Regions from separate parts of the Homo sapiens genome. Here region 1 is linked to region 2. Evidence: chromatin contacts called from ENCODE Hi-C or POLR2A ChIA-PET data. All regions are on one chromosome and are shown on one strand. Each heading gives the region's core, a stretch centred on a gene start or an enhancer-like site at or near the end of the contact. The rest is flanking DNA. Distances are from core to core; before and after follow the strand shown. Region 1 has its middle 180 kb from the start of VASH1. Region 2 has its middle 180 kb from the start of ESRRB.

The links. A loop is a pair of places that touch in the nucleus more often than their neighbours do. ChIA-PET counts read pairs that join two places held with the same protein, here RNA polymerase II (POLR2A).
Region 1: a map of ascending aorta shows a loop between it and region 2 (6-fold over the local background). The contact joins two enhancer-like sites. A Hi-C loop is called at or near these places in 2 of 168 maps with a recorded cell type or tissue (ascending aorta and endothelial cell of hepatic sinusoid). POLR2A ChIA-PET finds 5 or more read pairs at or near these places in 4 of 52 experiments (A673, H1, WTC11 and 1 more).

What each region holds. Positions count from the first base shown.
Region 1 is chr14:76,580,888-76,586,628 of GRCh38, forward strand. No RefSeq gene overlaps it. Among named protein-coding and RNA genes, the nearest start is that of VASH1, 180 kb to the right of the region's middle. RefSeq lists a silencer at 3,459-3,753. Within about 2 kb of position 3,469, at least 4 of the 41 ENCODE cell types and tissues checked have a DNase peak (open chromatin) inside an H3K27ac peak, as active enhancers do.
Region 2 is chr14:76,549,223-76,555,669 of GRCh38, forward strand. No RefSeq gene overlaps it. Among named protein-coding and RNA genes, the nearest start is that of ESRRB, 180 kb to the left of the region's middle. RefSeq lists enhancers at 1,621-2,133, 2,134-2,646, 2,647-3,158. Within about 2 kb of position 1,414, at least 2 of the 41 ENCODE cell types and tissues checked have a DNase peak (open chromatin) inside an H3K27ac peak, as active enhancers do.

The DNA of each region.
Region 1 (5,741 bases), core at 2,219-4,718, 34 kb after region 2:
ACAGGAAGATGAGGCTGGCTGGGTGGGCTGAAGCCTGGCCTATGTTCCTTGTTGAACAGGGTACTGTTGAAGAGGTGGATTGTAACATGGTTGGAGCTTTTAGACAGATCCTTCTGTTGACTGTGCAGACCAGGGGTCCCCAAACTTTTTCTGTAAAGGGCTAGGTAACACATATTTTAGGCTTTGCCTGCCATATGCTCTCTGTTACACTACTGAACTCTCCTGTTGCAGCACCCCTAGGCAATATGTAGCCAAATGAGTATGGCTGTGTTCCAATAAAACTTTATTTACAAAAACAGACTGTGGGCCAGATTTTCCCACAGGCTGTGGTTTGCCAACCTCTGATCTAGATGATGGTTTTGAAGAGTGCATGCATTCTATGTTCCTATAACTTGGGGTTCCCGCCCACTGCTCTTTTATCCATTGGCATATTTAAATGAATATTTGAACTGGCTCAAATAACAATAACAGTGATAGCAATTAATCATATTAATATAATCTTTACATTTTACGGAGCTCTTTCATATAAACTATTCTACATGACCCTTATACAGTTTGAGGACATTAAGGCTCAGAGAGATTACGTGATTTGTTCAAGTTCACACAGCTACTAAGCATTTTTGGTTATGTTTGATATCAGTTTGCCAAGGGTCATTATTTTTTTAGCTCCATGTTTTCCTTTTATTAGTAAGAAGATGTGAAGGCTGATTGGGCAGTTTATTCTTTGAAGATGTACTAGTTGGGGGTAGGATGGTGGGAACTCCTACCCAGGTTTCAAATTCTAGAGAGCTGGCTGAAGAGCAGCAGTGTGGTGCAGGTGCAGGACTGGGCTTCACAGGGAAGGCCCTTGGAAATGTGGATAGGCCTCATCTCTCTCTTGGCACCTGGCAGAGAGAATGAGTCAGTCCTCTCTTGGGAAGATGGTGGCTGCCTCCAGGCGTTCAGCTACAGGCACCTGGCTTCAAAAGGCTCATTTATAAGGGTGATGCTGACATGGTCAAGGCTAAAGGAATACAGAGTTGAGGAAGGCTCTGCAGAAAGAAGGGATGAGAGCTATTTCCTAGAGTGGTAGGGACAAGGGAAGCCTACCACTATGGGCCCAAATTCAAGACAGTGAGTGTTAAATGTGCCCACCATGTTAGGAATGAGAAGGATGACTAGAACCCTCTATATATTAATGGCTCTCAGTGGAAGTTTCTTCCCTCTGAGAAGGGGGACAGGGAGGTGGGCAATTTCAGTGATTGTGTTTCCCCACAGCATTTAGTGGGCGTGTCCAGGGAGGATGGCAAACACACAGGATAATCCTACATGACAAAGGTTCTTTCATGTCTCTTGTGAATTTTGGAAGGCAGCTATGCTCACCACTATACCACCAATGCTCATGTGAATTTTGGATGTTCACTGGACATTAATATGTATGACAAACTTGACCTGAGGGATCTGAGTCTGGCTTAACACTTTTTTTACATAAAAATACAAAGCAGTTTTTTGTAGAGTTTTAATATCACCAAATTTTCCAGCAATTCAACTCTTGTAAATCAAGGTAAAACTGAACTTTGTTTTGTTCATGACCTTGCCAAGAATTGTTCACTATTTCAGAAAATGAAATCACAATGGAAACACTATTCATCGTATTTGGCTGCTCATTTGGCAGTATATATTAGTCTGCATTTGTAGCTAAGAAATCCACTTATAAATTATGAAATAATTATAGACTCACAAGAAGCTGCAAAAGTAGTACAGGGAGGTACCATGTACTCATAACCCAGCTTCCCCCAGTGGAAGTATCTTATATACCTATAGCTCATTATCAAAATCAGGAAATTGATTGGTGCAGTGCAATTAACTAGACTATAGACCTCACTCAGATTTCACCAACAGACTCCTCCTTTATGCCTTCTAGTGCCATCATACCTGATCATTTATAGGTTAAAATACAAATTGTTTTGTTAGAAATTACTTTTTTAGTGTTACACTTAAAGTCATATTGTTTTTTAAGTAAATTACTCTTATTTTATTTTTCTTCATATTGTATTTAGAATCTGTAGTATTATTTTTAAATTATGCATTTACTCAGGTTATATTATTATGGATTTTATTTTAGAGTGGAAAAGGAAGCACTAAAATATCTGTTTGGAGGGTGATAATCATGATGAATCCCAAACATTTAGATGGGGTAATAGTTGTTAATAGATAATAATAACTGACTTGGTCTAAAGACTTACCATGTGCTAGACCCTTAACATGCATTATTCCACTCTATTTGCACAACATCCTATGAGGTGGTTATAATAATCTCTATTTTGCAGTTGAGGAAATTGAGGTTCAGGCAGGTTATGTGCTTTGCCCAAGATCCCACAGCAAGCAAATGGTAGAGCCAAGTGCCCCGAGTCTGTAACATCAATCACAAGGCTGGATGTTTGCAAAGCACTGTCATTACATCATCTAATAATGCTGCCATTGATACAGTAGTCATCACTTACACTAATTTAATTCCTACTCTGTGTCAGATAGAGGGCTCTGTGCACTACATATTTAACTTCTCAATAGCCCTATGAAGAATCAATTTTTTTTATCCTCCTCCTAAAATCAAGACCCTGAGAATAGAGAGGGTAGGTAATTTGCCCAAAGTTCCACAGCAAGAACATGGCAGAGTCAGGATTCCAACCAGGTGGTCCTGCTCCAAAGCCCAGGTACTCCAACCACACGACATGCTGCCCCATTGGCTTTCAGCTGTTTCAAATTGTTTCCACCGTAATCTCATAAGGTCTGCCCTTAACCCAGGCAAGGGAGCCTCTGCCCTGGATCTCCACTGTCCCTCTTCTATAGCAGAGCTCCTCCCTGTGGCACAAGGATTCCCGGAACCAAGCCTGTGTTCTTCTGTAGACCCTATTCCACATCCTCAGAATTCCCTGTATACTTGGCCCTAAGTGGCTTCCAGAATTTATGTGGGCCTCCTTCCTGGCCCTTCCCTTGGGAGGTGGGTCAAGCTCATCCCAGGCCTGATGGGTGGCCCAGAGGCAGCTGTTTGGGAGAGGGAGCCAAAGTGTAGGGTGAGAGCTAGGTGTCCTGTTGGGAGGGATGTGGGAGAGCTGCGGGTTGAGGGCCCCTGGACACTCTCGTTCCAGGCCACACATGAGGGCAGGGCCTAGGCCTTGTCCTCCAGTTGTGTCCTGATTATCGGTGCTGTCTCCATCCTTGGATCTTACGTCCCCGGTTGATGAGCACTTTGACTTAAACTCCTCCTGGCTGCTGCCACCCAGGCCTAGCAAAGTGCCGTGCCCTCTGTAAGTGCATCCAGCCAACATCAAGCCTCTGGCTCCTGTTGGTTTAGCTTTGAGCTTCAATCCCAGTTATTAACAGGGTGGAAGGAAAGTGGATCCCTGATTGGCCAAAGGCCCCAGTCCCAGTGGTTGGGCCACCAGGCAGACACCAACTGAGGTCAGCCCCTCATCCCTCCCTGGGGCCCTGGCCACTGGCCCAGCAGGCAGGAGGGGAGGCCAGGGAGCAGCTTGTCAGGATGTATGAACAATGCCGGGTGGCACCGGAGGGGCCCTCAGAAAGATGATCTCACAGTTCGAACTCGTTAATGAAAGAAATAAATTAAGCAAGCTCATTTTTCAGGGAATTCTTGTGTAAACTGGAAATTTTCCAGTTCGTGAGCCCTGTGCCAGGCCCTCCCATAAATCACAGCAAGTAGGCTGTCGGCTCAGCAGAGGGGGAAGAGGTGGAGGGGAGTGCGGCAAAACAGAGGGGAAGCCAGTGGCTGGCCAGGGTGGCGGGTGGGAAGCACCCACGTTCTCCTGGTGCATTCTCACTCCAGGTATCACTGGGAAGAGGAAAGGGAAATGAAAGGGCAGCAGGACCAGAGGGCTTCTGCCTGCAAACAGGCCCCTGCACGCCTGCAAACACCCCAGCCCCCATGCTCCCAACCTGGGAGAAGCCCCCGAAACAGGTCATTTTTTAATTGAATACAATATTAATTACTGCGTGCACCATTAACGGTTTGTGGGATTTGACTAATTAATGTAATAGTTTTTGAGTCACGCTCATTAAATATGAAAATTACGCTGGTAAAAGGTATTGGTTTCATTATCAATCTTGTATGGACAGGATGGGGGCAGGAACTAGAGGAGGGACAGAGCCCTGCTTGTCTCTTCAGGGCCGTAAACAGCTGTATTGGGGTTCCACTCTTAAGGGAAGCCCACAAAGGGGCTGGGAGAAGGGAAAGAAGGAGGGCTGGGGGGAGATTTGGGAGAAACTCTGTGCAGGCCGGACCCAGTGGCCACATAGAGCTCTGAAGACCACATCCCTGGGTTCCTTCCTACCCTAGACTTGTCCAAGTGGAACCCTCTCTTAGGCTGATTGATGGACTCATTCATTGATTCATTCATTGGTTGCTGCCTTCCTTTCTTCCTTCATTCATTCATTCAGGTGTGGTGTGGCAGACGCTGCTGGCTGGCCACCTGACATAATGCCCACTCCCAGCCCCATCATTCCTAGCCTGCCACCACCTCAGAGACTGGAAAAGGGAAACACTTCTATTTCCAACTTTCTTGTTTTATTCAGGCTGCTAAAACAATACTATAAACTGAGTGGCTTATAAACAACAGGGCTTATAAACAACAGGAGTTTATTTCTCACAGTCCGAAGGCTGGAAGTCCAAGATCAAGGCACCAGTGGATTCAGTGTCTGGTGAGGGTCCGCTCGCTAGACGGCCATGGCATCCTCACACAGTGGGAGGGGAGAGGGATCTCTCCGGGGTCTCCTACAAAGGCACTAATCCCACTCATGAGGGCTCCTCCCCCATGACCCAGTCACCTCCAAAAGGCCCCGCCTCCTAATGTCATCACTTTAGGGGTGAAAATTTCAACATATGAGTTTGGAGGGGACATAAACATTTGTTCTATTACACCAACCTCCGTGGAGGCTGGGCTGGTCCCGTGACGCTGAAGCAGGCAATACGATAAGAGGGAAGTCAAATTAAAGGGACAGACACTATGGGTAACGCGGTTTCTTTCCTTCTATTTGGAGTTTTGGCAGCTGTTTTTGAACATGAGGGAAAGGCCAAGAGACACACAGAAATGCTGGTCCTGATGCCACTGGGCCACAGAACAATCCCTAGAAGTCATCTACTCCCAGCATTCTTGTTTTGGGGAAAAATAGCATTCTATTTTTCTAAAACATTGATAATTTTTCTGTTATTTGCATCTACAAGTATTCCTGACAGATACATATGATAAAGGCGGATGCTATGAGGAACTCAAAGAAGCTTACAATCTAGTTATAAAGAACAAAAAGATGAAAAAATTTAAAAATGCCTCTCGTTCAAGGCCACAAACATCTAGTGTCAGCTGAGTGGCCTCAAAGGGTGGCCATGCAGCTGGTGAGCCTGGTGGAGCCTTATGGGTCTTTGCAGCTGGGCTCATTCTGACCAGCCAGCGCCCATGACAGCTGATTATCACATACTTAGATGATCACCCTGGATAGTGCACCCTGAGTTGTTCAAAGGAAAATTGGGTAGGATCATCCAGGAAGCCGCTATGGTTGGGCAGGGATTCAAGTTGGGCTTTGAAGGGTGGATGGGATTTCCAAAGCAGAAACGGACAAGGGGAGAAGGAGTGGGTGCCTTCCTGGGGTCAGTGAGGAAGTGGAAGTGAGCAAGGCCTGGAGATGGGAAGGGAAAAATCCATTGCAAGGAATGAAAAGTAGCCCTGATGGGTAACGAGAGGGAAGAGAGT
Region 2 (6,447 bases), core at 164-2,663:
CAGCGATTCATGAGTCAGTCTGCGTTAGACCCCAAGTGGTTCAGGGCTCCACTGAGGGGGTGCAAGGTGAAAACTTTTGTGTTTTTTTTTTTTTTTTTTTTTTTTGAGACAGAGACTCACTCTGTTACCCAGGCTGGAGTACAGTGGCGTGATCTCGGCTCACTGCACCCTCTGCCTCCCAGGTTCAAGCAATTCTCCTGTCTCAGCCTCCTGAGTAGCTGGGATTACAGGTGCCCGCCATCACACCCAGCTAATTTTGTATTTTTAGTAGAGAAGGGGTTTCACCTTGTTGGTCAGGCTGGTGTTGAACTCCTGACCTCATAATCTGCCCGCCTCAGCCTCCCAAAGTGCTGGGATTACAGGCGTGAGCCATCGCGCCCAGCCAGGTGAAAACTTTTATAAAGTATTTGCAGAAGCAGGACAGAAAAGATTTGAATGACTAAAGTGGAAAATCTCAGAGATTAGTTGGTTTCTGATTGTGAAACTCTCTAGTTAGAGGTTTGTTGGCAGTTTCTGATTGGTTAAGCTTGTGTTTTCTTTTTATTAATGTTTAAATTTTTTATTTTTATTTTTTTGTAGAGACTGGGTCTCACTATGTTGTCCAGGCTGGTCCTGAACTGGCCTCAGAAGATCCTCCTGCCTCAGCCTCCCAGAGTGCTAGGATTACTGGCATGAGCCACTGTACCTAGTCTATTCACTTGTGTTTTCTTGGGCTATGGCCCTTTGAGTTGGGTTTCAGTTGTTTACTTAGGAACCCAAGGCACTTTGGAGCTATCTCAGCCTAATGGCCTCCCAATTGATTCTTTTTTTCCTTTTTTCTTTTTTTTTTTTTTTTGAGATGGAGTCTTGCTCTGTCAACCAGGCTGGAGTGCAGTGGTGTGATCTTGGCTCACTGCAACCTCCGCCTCCTGGGTTCAAGCGATTCTCCTGCCTAAGCCTCCCAAGTAGCTGGGATTACAGGCGCCCACCACCACACGCAGCTAATTGTTGTATTTTTAGTAGAGATGGAGTTTTATCATGTTGGCCAGGCTGGTCTCAAACTCCTGACCTCAGGTGATCCGCCCACCTCAGCCTCCCAAAGTGCTGGGATTACAGACATGAGTCACCACGCCTGGCCCAATTAATTCTTTTATACCTATTTATTTTCTTTATGGTCTAACTCCTCCTACACAAATATAAGTTCTTGAGGGCAGGGATTTGGACCTCTTTTGTTCACTGATATGGCCCTTGTGCATAGAACAGGGCTCTGTGTAGTAGCTGCTCAAAAAGTTATCTACTGACTGAATTAAGCAACAAAAAGGTGGTGCTCAGAGGACAAGAGCAATGGTATTGCCAAGCCTTGGACAGGAAATGAACAATTGTGCCTTCCAGCAGCAGGCTACTGTAGCTCCTCTGCCCTAGGGAGCTCCACCCCTCTTTCAGATGCTGTAAGATACTGTAAGTCCCTGGGTAAACCACACTCTCCATCTAGCCCCAGTCCAGCCTACCCCATTCCTGCCTCTCTTTGGTAGACTCCTGGTGGTTTCCTCCTGCTGCCCTTTTCCCAGCCTGACTCAGATCAGAGGCAGGAGTGGGAAAGGAGGAGGACAGGGGATGTATGTCCACCTGGCTGTGAGCTCACCAGGGTGGGGCTGGGCCTTATGCCTCCTCGGATCCCAGAGCACAGGTCCTGGCATGCAGTAGGTGCTCAGTTCTGGGCAGGCCCGTTTTTATGTGAGTGCCGCATTCTTGCAAACTGCTTCTAATTTCAAACTCACAGAATTCATGACAAGTTTTCCCCCAGGAATAGATATAAAGTAGGATCTGCCTCCTTTCAAAACTTTTGCACAAGTGAGACTTCCTACCATTTGCATTGTCCAGTTTCAGATTCTCTTGAAAATGCCAACTGTGCGAGAGGGGCCAAGTTCTCTCCCCTGCTTTTGTGGCCCTGTGGCCTCTTTCCACTGTTTCTGCCCTCAAGAATACAGGATTCCTCCTCAAATCTCCCTTTTGTTCCTTTAAGACCCACTGCAAAGATCAGCCTCCTCCATGAAGCCCTCAGAAACAGTGGGCCCCTCCCTCCTCTGTGCTCTCAAAAAATTTTGTTCCTGCTTTTGTCACAGGCAGTTGAATTGTAAACGAGCTGCTAATGGGTCCATGTCTCCATTAGATCTTGAGTCCTTGACAGCAGACACTATGTCTAAGTCATCTCTTTAATCCTATCACCTTGTAAATAAATGAAGGAATGAATGAGTGAATGGGGCGCCCAGGTAACTCCCACAGATCTCCTCCAAAGCTGATGTAAGCTTCTAAGCTGGATTCATCAGAATCACCTTTGGAGCTTAAAACAAACCAACAAACCAAAATAAAACAATGCAGATTCTTTTACGTCACTCCAAACCTTGCTTTAGAAATACCCCCGCTCCCAAGAGATTTTGAAGATCAGGCAAGTGGGAGCCATAGCGCTAACCAGGGCCTGCCTTAGATTCACCTGGGGCACTTGGTAAAGGCACAGAATCCTGGGATACCATCCTGAATTTTTATTTTTTATTTTATATTTATTTATTTATTTATTTGAGACAGAGTCTTACTCTGTTGCCCAGGCTGGAGTGCAGTGGCTCGATCTTGGCTCACCGCAACCTCCACCTCCCAGGTTCAAGTGATTCTCATGCCTCAGCCTCCCCAGTAGCTGGGATTACAGGCAGGTGCCACCACTCCTGGCTAATTTTTATATTTTTAATAGAGACAGGGTTTCACCATGTTGCCCAGACTGGTCTCCAACTCCCGAGCTCAGGCAATCCACCCTCCTGGGCCTCCCAAAGTGCTAGGATTACAGGCATGTGAGCCACCACAACCCAGACACTCCAGGGAGAGTTTTTGTTTAACAAAGGCCCGAGGTGACTGCAGGAGTCAGAGCGGTTTGGGAAATGCCCCAGGCCCATGTACCTCAAGAGCTCTTAATCCTTGGTGAGGACACATCCTCCATCCCCTTTCAGACAATGAGTACTTCCAGAAGTCCCCGGTAATTTCCAGGGCAGGAAGGAACTTTAGTGATGATTCTATTGCAGGATTTGTCAACCTCAGTACTGTTGCCATTCTGGGTCAGATAATTCTTTGTTCTGGGAGGTCCTGTGTATGGTAGGATGTTTAGCAGCATCTCTGGACTCTATCCACTGCATGCCAGTAGTAACACCTGCCCCTCCATCCTCCAGTGTGACAACCCAAAATGTCTCCAGACATTGCCAAGTGTCCTGGGGGAATATATATCACCCCTTGCTAAGAAACACTTTGGTCCTGCCTGGGGCTCAGGAAGGCTGAATTCTTTGCCCAAGGGGAGTAACAATAAGATTTCAGGAAATAGTAAAAAGTGAAGATGAAGACGATGTACAAAGACGTTCATCACAGTTTTGTTTATAACAACAAAACGACCAAACTAGAAGCAGCCAAAGCGACTAAAAATAAAAGAAAGATTTGTTAGCACTTATGGCACCTTGTAAAATGGGATTTAGGCAGCCATGAAAATAGCAGTATCAAAGATTAACTAATGACATTGAAAAATAAAGGTTATATGAAAAAAACAGCTTACATGGCGGGATGAAGAGTGTGGTCCCAACATTATCTAAATGTGAAAGCAAAAGAACATAACTTTTTGCTATTTTCACAATGGACACTTAGTTAATTTTTTTTCCTGAATAAAACTTATTGTACTAAAAAAACTAAAACAATACAGAGAAACTGAAATTCTTCCTCTACATTCTACTTCCTAATCACAAGGCCAGAGGAAAATGTCGGGGCATCCCAGGCAGAGTAAGAATTAACAGGTTACACTGGTATTCTTCAAGCACACATTCAATATTTCTTTATTGGGAGTGGAGAGAAACTGATACTTACTGAACAAAAACAAAAACAGTATATCCTCTGTTTCAAAATAAGCAATTTATAAGCAAGCACTGAAGATGTTTTGTTTTCAATTACAAAATAATTGAAATATATGGAAGGTTATAGAAAACAATATAAACAAATTCCTATGTACCTACGTTAACTTACTTTAGGTGTTTAGTTTTTAAGAAATGTTGTGGGGCCGGGTGCAGTGGCTCATGCCTGTAATTCCAGCACTTTGGGAGGCTGAGACAAGAGGATTGCTTGAGCCCAGAAGTTTGAGACCAGTCCGGGCAACATGGTGAAACCCCGTCCCTATGAAAAATTAAAAATTAGCTGGGCGTGGTGCCACGTACCTGTAGTCCCAGGTACTCAGAGACTGAGCTGGGAGGATTGCTTGAGCCCGAGAAGGTTCAACTGCAGTGAGCCATGATGGCACCACTGCACTCCAGCCTGGGCAACAGAGCTAGACCCTGTCTCAAAAAAAAAAAAAAAAAAAAGAAAAGAAAAGAAATGTTGTAAATCTACTTAAATAGTCTAAGCCATATTCTCTTACATTTTTCTTGCCTACTTGTCCTGAAAGAAATCACTATCTGCCAGGCGCGGTGGCTCACGCCTATAATCCCAGCAATTTGGGAGGCTGAGGCGGGCAGATCACTTGAGGTCAGGAGTTGTGACCAGCCTGGCCAACATGGTGAAACCTCGTGTCCATTAAAAATAGAAAAATTTGCTGGGTGTGGTGGTGGGTGCCTGTAATCTCAGCTACTCGGGAGACTGAGGCAGGAGAATCGCTTGAACCCAGGAGGCAGACGTTACAGTGAGCCGAGATCACACCACTGCACTCCGGCCTGCATGACAGAGTGAGACTCTGTCTCAAAAAAAAAAAAAAAAAGAAATCACTATCTTGAAGGTGTTAACAATCATTTCCAGGCATGTTTTAATATATTTATTATATGTGCATATATCCATAAATAATTTCAGTCATGCAATTAAATGAATTTATTAATTAATATTAATATAAATAGCATCAAATTATAGTCTCTTGCAATTTACTTTTTAAATCTTGTGATTTTTAAAAATTTATTTATATTTATGCATATAGATTTATTTATTTCAGTTGTGAATTATTATGACATTATATGACTAAATTACAGCTTATCAATCCTTTCTTCTACTGCAGGACAGTTCTACTCTCATTTTTCCATTATTTCAAACAATGTCCTGGTGAGTTTCCTGCAGATCTCCCTGTGAATTTGTGGGAGAGTTTGATTTCTATGGCAGCACTCATCAAACCTTTTGATGTCAGGATTCCTTTACATTCTTTTTTTTTTTTTGAGACCGAGTTCACTCTTGTTGCCCAGGCTGGAATGCTATCTCAGCTCACTGCAACCTCTGCCTCCCGGGTTCAATCCATTCTCCTGCCTCAACCTCCGGAGTAGCTGGGATTACAAATGCCCTCCACCACATCTAGCTAATTTTTTGTATTTTTAGTAGAGATGGGGTTTCGCCATGTTGCCCAGGTTGGTCTTGAACTCCTGACCTCAGGTGATCCGCCTGCCTTGGGCTCCCAAAGTGCTGGGATTATAGGTGTGAGCCACCACACCTGGTCTTCCCTTACACTCTTAACAATTAATGAAGGCCACAAAGAACTTTCGTTGAAGGGAGTTATATCTATCAACAAATACCATAGTTAACAGTTTAGAAATTACAACTGAGAATTTTAAAAATTTTATTCATTTATTTGAAATAACAACACATCTATTTCATGTCAATATAAATAACATATTGTTATGAAAAGTAACTTCTTTAAAATAAAAAAATTTAGTAAGATAAGTGGTAGCAGTGTTGTTCTTCATTTTCACAAAGCTCTCTGTTTACTGTGCTATGTTGTTTTGGCCGAAGCCTATGAAGAAAATTTGGCCTCACAAAGCTACATAGTTGGAAAGGAGAGAAGCAACTTAAGAGTCTTTTCAGATCATTGTGGATATTTTTTGATAATACTCACTTAACAAGTGGTAGTTTCTTAAAGATTGGTTGCAGTGTAACATGTGAAACCATATTAGTGCTCATTTTGTGCTCTATTACGTTAAAAGGCATTGATCTATCTTGTACCTTGAAAAGATCTTTTACCTGTGATTTTTGTAACATCCTACATTGATCATTTGGAAAATATTAGTTCACCCAGTCCTGCAAATCTGTCAGATGCTGGCACACTTTACTACACAATATCACACACACAAAAAATGCATTCACTAACATCACCTTTTAAAAAAAATTTTAATTTTTTTTAAGACAGAGTTTCACTCTGTCACCTAGGCTGGAGTTCAGTGGCGGGATCTCAGCTCACTGCAACCTCCACCTCCTGGCTCAAGCGATTCTCCTGCCTCAGCCTCCCAAGTAGCTGGGACCACAGGTGTGCACCACCACACCCAGCTAATTTTTTGTATTTTTAGTAGAGACGGGTTTCACCATTTTGCCCAGGCTGGTCTGCCTTGGCCTCCCAGAGTGCTGGGATTGCAGATGTGAGCCACCATGCCAGCCTTACCTGATAGCACCTTTGATTTTATCAGGAGAACTTTAGCTATTGAG